Regions from separate parts of the Homo sapiens genome. Here region 1 is linked to region 2. A link is a contact called in ENCODE Hi-C or POLR2A ChIA-PET data. All regions are on one chromosome and are shown on one strand. The core of a region is the stretch at or near the end of the contact, and the rest is flanking DNA. Distances in the headings are between cores, read along the strand shown. Region 1 has its middle 130 kb from the start of PLK2. Region 2 has its middle 120 kb from the start of LINC02101.

Region 1 (4,238 bases), core at 63-2,562, 89 kb after region 2:
AATTCAGAAACAGATGAAAACTTAGTCATTATTTTAAATACTGTTAAGTACTGGGTGCTATTAACTAGTGGGTAGAGCTATGGAAAATTCAAGTTCTGACCAACACTGTCCCATGCTCTGTATAAATCATAGGCAATCAGTGACCATAGTTAGTTACTAGACTCTTTTTTCTAGATGCTAACTATACAATTGCTTAGTGGCCTCCAGAAATACCCTGCACTATCCATTCCAACTTTTCCAAAGAAACTGATTTTTATGTTCTACTTGATATTTACTAATCAGTGATAAATTTCAAAACTAAATAAACTGAGGCAGAATTATATACAAAATTGGGAAGTTAAAAATAATTATGCATCATTGGCTTTCACCTTTATAAACTCAAGAAAATGAAAATAAGGGCTACGTACTTTGAAAACAAATTTTCTCTTGTAACTCTATAAGTCTATAAATGCATATATATATGTATGTATGTATATATATCACCTAAGTAATTCTGTTATTCAAGACTATCGGCCGGGTGCAGTGGCTCACACCTATAATCCCAGCACTTCGGGAGGCCGAGGTGGGCAGAGCACCCAAGGTTGGGAGTTTGAGACGAGCCTGACCAGCATGGAGAAACCCTGTTTCTACTAAAAATACAAAATTAGCCAGGCTTGGTGGTGCACGCCTGAATCCCAGCTACTTGGGAGGCTGAGGCAGAAGAATCGCTTGAACCCGGGAGGTGGAGGTTGCCGTGAGCTGAGATCGTGCCATTGCACTCCAGCCTGGGCAACAAGAGTAAAACTCAGTTAAAAAAAAAAAAAGACTGTCATGATAGTATTTTAAATATTACATTGTTATTTATCTTACACACAATTTAGTGGAAATCATTGATTCCAATTTTTAAAAATTATTCTAATTCACCTTACTTATCCAACAAAGAAATGTTTACATAATTGTTTCCACTTCTTAAAATACTATCTGACACATTAAAATTGTAGTATTTACTTTGGCAGTTAAACTAGTTTTTTAAAGTCACTACAGATGAAAAATAAAGAAAAAAAGATTAACATTGCCAATTTATTTTTGTTTTAAATAAGAATGATGTTCAGATTTGATCTTAAAGTGTCCTTTAAGAGACATCATAGGAACACCTAAAATATATTTCTTAGGGGTTGTCTTATGAGTGCTCATTAACAGCAAATGCTATACCCATGGTTTTTTTTTTTTTAATAAAAAATGGAGATAATAAGTGATGTCATTACTACTATCACTTTCTGGTAAGAGGCGTTGGCTACCTGCTTTACTTCTCCAGGTAAGGATTACTCATTTCCTCTGACATCTGCAAATGTTCTTTACTTTAGGTGACACAATCTGTTGCTGCAGTAACTTCTCACAATGTATCAAAAGGCTATAAATCAAGTGGATTCAGTACCAACTCTACTTTTGCAATGACCTAGAGCTACTGTTCCTCAAGTCTTCCAGTGCTCCAGTTTAGAAAGCCTGGTATATGAGGTTGCCAACCAACGATCTATTAAAATATATTAAGCAATCATTCATCTCCCATATTCACCCAGCTACACAGATTTGCCTCTTGCTGAGATCAGAAAGTACTCTTGCTGCAGAACTGTGAATTACTTTGGATGGCAGAGTTCTTTGACTGTGTACTCCATCTTTTCTTAACAAGTTAAATGAGGCGATAAGTAGCACAGAAGTTTAGAATAGGAAATAAAGGAATAGAAAAGCCGGATTGGCTACTTCAGTTGATAAAATTCCTCTTCTTTGTGGCGTTAAGATTCTCAAAAATGTTAAATTTGAATTTTGAGAATAATCTCCATATGAGTTTTCCTTTAAATGCACTATGAAATTATACTCAAAAAGACATGGTTTTTGAGTTACTTTGCTATTTGCAGTAAAATGGGCTGCAAGGTGGGGCTAATGGGTTTTATTTTTTCTATGATTTTACTGAATTTTCTTCCTGTCCTTTTACATCAGTAACTGAATTTGAGGTGGCAATAGATCTAACTTCAAAGCATAATAATTTTCAGAATCAAAATGACACCCTCAGGAGGTTAACAATGAAATTGTCGAGATCAAATTTCAAAATAATTAAAATGGGTCATTCTAAAATAAGTGAATTTTTTCCCCATTGGTCTTCAGTATTTTTCCTTGTACTAGACTTATGTTTTGACCTAATAAACTTTGTCCATGCATAATATTTGAAATTAACCCTTTGGGTTATCCCTGCATACAGCTAACTGAAACATCCTGTCTTATTTTATATCAACAGCTTCATAACCCATGAGTGTGTCAAGCGTTATGCTTGATTAGAGATACAAAGATCAACTGTACTCTTTTTCCAAGAGTTTCCAGTCTACTGAAAACAAATGTGTCATCAGTGCCAATCTGACATCACAGCAATAATGTACAGGGTATCTAGGGACTTCCAATAGAAGCACCAACCCAGATTGATCATGACTATCCAAGTTTCCAGGGAGATGGATCTCTCCCTAAATGAAATAAGTCATACAGAGACAGGCAAACACTGCATTATCTCACTTATGTGTGGAATCTAAAAATGTTGAACTCATAGAAACAGGATAGAGGGTGGTTGTCAGGGCCTGCAGAGGTGGGGAAATGAGGAGATGTTCATCAAAAGATGCTAACTTTTGGTTATAAGATGAATATTTTCTGGAGATCTAATTTATAGCATGGTAACTGTAGGTAACAATATTGTATAGTGCACTTGAAATTTGCTAAGAAAGTAGATCTTAAATTTTCTCACCACACACACACAAAGGTATTAGATGAGGTGACAGATATGTTCACTAACTTGATGGTGGTAATCATTTTATATTATATACACATACCAAATCATCACATTGTACATCTTAAATTTGTACAATTTTATTTGTCAATTATACCTGAATAATGCTGGGGAGAAAACAAACACGAACAAAAATCTTTGATGATAAATAATTATGAACTGGACGGGGAGTATAGACAAAATTTGCAAAGGACATTTACATTAGATGGCAAAGGTGTTTCATCTAATGTTTAACTACCTTGGACAGTTTGGGTTTTGTCCCCCTTCTTTATCTTTGCTCTATTTTGCTTTGAAGGAAAGGGACATCTTAATCTAATTGAGTACTTCCTATTTTGGTCTTTCTCTAATCTCTGAATTGTTGGCTTGTTTTCTTTAATGACAAACACTATGAACTATCCTCTAGATAGTGTTCCTGTTAGAGGTGGAAACTTTTATTTCCACTTCAATCCACCCTTCTGTCATAATATTGTCACCAGTAAAGGGTCGTGGCCACAAGTTGTCCAGGTTCTTGCTATTTTGAAGAAAGAATTGGACAAAACACCAAGCAAAGCAAAGAAAGAATGAAGCAACAAAAGAACGAAAGCAGGGATTTATTAAAAACGAAAGTACACTCCACAGTGTGGGAGCGACCTGAGCAGCAGTTCAGGAGCCTGGATACAGAATCTTCTTGGGTTCAAATACCCTCTAGAACTTTCCCATTGGCCACTTCATGCTCACCTCATGTAAATGAAGTGGTAGCCTGCAAGCAGTCTGATTGGTTGCAGAAAGCAGCCAACCAGAGGCTGAAGTGAAGTTACAAAGATCACACTCCTGTGTAAACATCTGATTGGTTGCAGAAAGCAACCAATCAGAGGCTAGGGTGAAGTTACAAAGTTATACTTTTATGCAAATGAAGACTCCACCCTCAAACAGTCTGATTAGTTGCACACAGTCAATTTCCTATCTGCTGGGCAGAAAAGGTCAAAGGGGGTGGCCTCTGGTCCTTTTGTTACTCAGGTGTGGAAAGTTAGGGTTTTCCTTTCAATTTAGTTATCGGAAGTCGGCGTGAAACAGGCTTACGATCCCTGCCTCCAGACCCTATTCTCCTGCCTCAATATCACCTTAAGTTCTCTTCATCTTTGTCAAGACTAGTACATAAGAGGACAATATAGTGCAGTGGTCAATGGCATGGTTTAAAAAGGCAAACTGCAGTGATTACCAAGTCTGCTACTGTTATCTATATTTTCTTGGAAAAAATATATAACTGCTTCACGACTAATTTCCTATGCATAAGAAAATAAAAGTGATAATAATACTGGTTTCATAAGATTAACACAAATATCCAGTAACCTATTATGTAGAAGAGATGGCCGGAGCTGCACTAAACATATTGCAACAAACTACAAAGGACAGGTCAAGAGCATCAGAGCAACTTCGGCCCTGATATTCCTGA
Region 2 (4,619 bases), core at 221-2,720:
GATCTTTTGCTTCTCTCAACCAGCAAAGATTCTCTTGAGCTTGTTTTTCTATTGATTGTATTGCAGAAAACAATAAATAGGCTTTCTATTGTATTTACTATAATTTTTAAAAATTACATATTATCCCATTTGATAGTGTGCATTCTTCACTATTTGAGACTCACTGGCTCAGAGATTTTAGACTGACTTCAGAGATACGATTCTTTCATTCCATAGAAGACCCAAGGACCAAGTTTGTTTAAGAAGACTGTTTCCGTCTCAGGTTCAGCATCAAAGGATCTGAACCTTCAGGATGGAAGGCAAACCCATATGCAGCTTTCTCTGATCAAAATAATGTTTCCTGCAATCACCAGCCATCACGAAGGCATGACAAAGCCTAAAAGAATCAACATGAACCGGAAGTTTCTATCTGAATCATCCACTTGGCATTATGTTTCAGAAAATGCTAAAGGATTGTTTTTAAAGTGATATTTGATAGTGATATGATAGGCATGATTTTGTTTCTTCCTTCAATAATATGCTCCAAGAAAATATCTAATGTTTATGTAATAGAAGTATTTAAATTTTGTATAAGCATGAGCAAGCATGGCTAAATATTACTCAACAAGAATTTTTAAACACATACCATGTGCCATGCACCATTCAGAAGGGTGGAAGGTCTTACCTTCATGTAGACACAGTCTTGTAGAAAAACTTAACTGAGGAAAATTGTAATAAACCAAGAAGAATCCTTGTTGACAATATTTTAGATGCAAAATCAAAGCTGTGGGGTTATAAGAATCTGAGATTTTATTGGAAATAGATAAAAGTTTTTCTGAATTAGCTTCATTTGGATTAAAATCCTATTAGAGATTTAGTGGCTGGCAAAGTATTTCTGGGCCTTAATTTCATCATTGTTAAAATAAGAGGTTAGATGAAGTATCAGCTTCCTTCCAGTTCTACTATTCTAGGTCTATTATTATATATTTTCAAAATTTATAAAACAAAGTACATTATTTGACAATAAATTTTGTTGTTTCTCTAAAAAGTGCACATATATATACATATATATGTGTATATATGTATATATATTGTATATGTGTGTATATATATGTGTATATATATATATATATGTGCACTTTTTAGAGAAATAACACAATTTATTGTCTCCATATACAATATAAGAAGCACCTTGTATACGATAGTATCTTTTAGTTGGTGGTATCCTAATTGTCGTGATGACATGTTGTCTTTATTCCTCTTATAAGGATGTTGAGGAAGGTCAGTACAGTTGTCAACAATAAACACATGTTGAATATCCACCATGTATATAGCATTGAAATCAATACAGGTTTAGAAGATGGTATTAAGGAGAGCAAATGGTGTCCCTGTGTCTGAGACCCAGCAATTCTGTTGCTCTTGCATAGAAGAGCAAGGTTGGACCTGAGTTGGGCTCTGCCTGACCAGTGAAGGAAGACGAGGGAGACTCCACCCTCTGACCTTATCCGCTGCCTTCAACCTCTGAGAACGGTTATTCCCAGTCCTATTGTTTGGTACTTCCTGATCCTGCTTGCTCCCTCTGACTCACCAAACATGAAATCATAGCTAAGAAAGCTTCAAAGAGACCCTGGATAGCCCTAGACACACACTGTTTAAATGATAAAATGGTGTCAACCATTAACACTATAAACAAAATCATGTGTTTATCATGACAGCTGCACTGTGTAAAGACCTGCCCCTCAAATAAAGCCTGAGTCCTTTAAGCTGCTTCCCAAGGTCTTCTCAATCTAGACCCACACATTTCTTCAATGTGTACAAACTTAATGCTCTAATAATTAATTCCTCATAGTTATCATTCTGTGGCATGCTTATTCTTAACTGTTTTCTTTACACCTACAGTTGCATATGCCCATATGCCTTTATTTTTCTACTCCACCTGACAAAGCCTTCTTCTGTGAAGCCTAGCTAAAGTGTCAACTTATCTGTAAAGCCTCTCCCGATAACTTTGGATAAGTTAGTCATGTCCTCTCTCTTACTAGGTGTTCGTATTTCCACCATAGTTATTGTGATTCTCTGCTGACATGTTTCTCTTTATCACCAGATTTCAAGCTCTTTAAGGGAAAAGGCTGTGTTTTATTTATCTCTGGATCCCTAGAATTTTATGGTTCCTGAGGGTCAAAGTTTGTTTAATAAATGAATGTATTCTGACTTCTTCCTCAAAGCAGAGAAGCCTTTAGTATGGGCATGTATTAGTCTGTTCTCATGCTGCTAATAAAGACATACCCGAGACTCAGTAATTTATAAAAGAAAGAGGTTTAATTGACTCACAGTTTAGCATGGGGAGGCCTCAAGAAACTTACAATCATGGCAGAAGAGGAAGCAAACATGTCCTTCTTAACATGGTGGCAGCAAGGAGAAGTGCAGAGCAAAAGTAGGGGGGTTGAGGGGGTGGGGGAGTGGGGAAGCCCCTTATAAAACCTGCAGATCCTGTAAGAACTCACTCACTATCACAAGAACAGCATGGAGGTAACCAACCCCATGATTCAGTTATCTCCCACCAGGTCCCTCCACAATTATGGGGACTACAGTTCAAGAGAGATTTGGGGTGAGGACATAGCCAAATCGTATCAAGGCACATGTAATTGAGTGGAAGGTGAAGAAAATAACAGGGGTTAGGGAGGGCAGTGAGCCTGAGCAGTCACCTTGAGCCAAACTGGAGTGGTGTAGAGGGCCCCTAAAACTGCAGCCAGACAGAGAGAGAGGCCAGGAAGCAAATCCCAACTCACTGTTCTTTCCATTTGTTCATAAAAATTGAATAATATGGAAGGAGTCCAAGTTGATATCTTTACATAATGTGTTTTGTTTCTCCAATAAACATTGGAGGAAGATTGGGCATGATAGAATAATCAAATAAGCTGAGGAGTTGCCCAGGCCCACTTCTGAGGAGATAAGTTTTTAATCCTTTAATAGACCACAAATGAAATTAAAAATTAAAAAATAAATCCAAACAAAAATTGAAGTCTTCTTCATCTACCTAGCTGGTTCCAAAGTTAGAAAAGATGTACAGGAGAACAGCTAGAATAATTCATTCATCTTTTCAGGCTTTTACTGAACTTCATAGGAAAAAGTGAGGAGGAAGAGAAAGTGTATTATTTAAAATGATTAACATTAGTTGCTGTAACAAACATCCCTTACATTTCAATGGCTTGACACAGTAAGTCTGATTTCTCCCTTCATACCAAGAACTACAAGTCAATATCCAACCAGCAGCACATGACTGATGATAGGGAAAGGTTTAGTGTACAAGCCTGGAAATGGTGCACATCAATTCCTTCACATCCCACTGTCCAGAAAGCAACAAAAAGCCTCCCTCTTTCATCGAGGGGCTGCTTACTGTGGTTTAGCTATTTCTAAGAAGAGAAGAAACCAGCATTCTATCACAGAATGGAAGTAAAAAGAAAGATAAAAGGCAAAGGAAAAATAAAATAAAGGGAGAAATTTTGAAAAACATTTAGGAAAAAATTGTACTCTCTGGCTTCTCTTATATAGAACACCCCTTACCATAGATTATCATACAGCTGAAGAATAGAAGACATATATGAGACATCTATACATATACACATGTACATATATGCCCCATTCAGCTGTGTAACTGTGTGTGTGTGTGTGTGTGTGTGTGTGTGTGTGTGTAGGTGTGGGAGAGATGAGGTCCAGGGTGTAAAATAATGAAAAAAGATATTTAAAAGTATATATTAAAATCTATTTCTACTAACTATGTACTTTCCTTCTAGCAAACTTGGTTTCTTGTAATACTCAAGTCTTTGAGACTTGCACTGTGTACACCACCTCACAGAGATCATTTTCTTTCATGGTTCTTTAGTTTGGGCATGTGTTGTTTCTTTTGCCTACTCCAGTTAGAAACAATATAGTGATTAATTGTGATCTGTTTTCACCCCACAACTTTCTTCTCTTTAACCTTCAGCCAACTGCTACTATTTGTTCAAGATCTAAGCAAGTTTTCTCAGGAATATGTATTATTTCTTAGCTTTTCTTGATGGTGTTCATTTAGTTCCTAGGCTTGTTTTGCTTTCAGAACTGTGAGTCGCCTGAAGACCAGCTCTTCTTGTAGGCCCAGTGCCTCACAGAACTCCAGGCATATAAGAGTTAGGATGACCATATGAATTCTTGACAAAACCAAGATGTTTTTGAGTGAAAGGGTGAAGTTGTAATTATATTATGCAAGATAGCAGGAGTAAACCAGGGCTATCCCTGAAAAACATGGACATATGGGCTCTATAAATATGTGTTGATGAGAATACAAGCTCTGTTCTGGAATCCAAACTCTATTCATCTCACATCACTTTATCCTATATCCTCATCACTTAAAACTGTGCATGGCACATAGTGAGTGTGCGTTAGAAAGGTGCTGAGTAGATGAAGAACTGGGAGAACACAAAATATGTAGCAGTTCTACAAGGTTCTAGTCTCCCTCAAGGAGAAAGCCTTGAACAGAACAATTTCCTCAGCTCTCTTCTCACTTTTCTACTTGATATGTTCCTTCAGCAGCTTTGCCTAGCACAGTGGACTGCCCTCTGTCCCCCATCCAGCTGCCTTCCCATAACCATGCTAGGACACAAAGC

What was found. A loop is a pair of places that touch in the nucleus more often than their neighbours do. ChIA-PET counts read pairs that join two places held with the same protein, here RNA polymerase II (POLR2A). Pooled maps may share reads with other maps.
Region 1: a map of PC-3 shows a loop between it and region 2 (2.0-fold over the local background). The contact joins two enhancer-like sites. A Hi-C loop is called at or near these places in 1 of 168 maps with a recorded cell type or tissue (PC-3) and 1 of 50 pooled maps. POLR2A ChIA-PET finds 5 or more read pairs at or near these places in 2 of 52 experiments (MCF 10A and PC-9).

Annotation. Positions count from the first base shown.
Region 1 is chr5:58,329,604-58,333,841 of GRCh38, forward strand. No RefSeq gene overlaps it. Among named protein-coding and RNA genes, the nearest start is that of PLK2, 130 kb to the right of the region's middle. Within about 2 kb of position 1,313, at least 2 of the 41 ENCODE cell types and tissues checked have a DNase peak (open chromatin) inside an H3K27ac peak, as active enhancers do; they include PC-3 and PC-9, where a contact is called at or near this core.
Region 2 is chr5:58,240,078-58,244,696 of GRCh38, forward strand. No RefSeq gene overlaps it. Among named protein-coding and RNA genes, the nearest start is that of LINC02101, 120 kb to the left of the region's middle. Within about 2 kb of position 1,471, at least 6 of the 41 ENCODE cell types and tissues checked have a DNase peak (open chromatin) inside an H3K27ac peak, as active enhancers do; they include PC-3 and PC-9, where a contact is called at or near this core.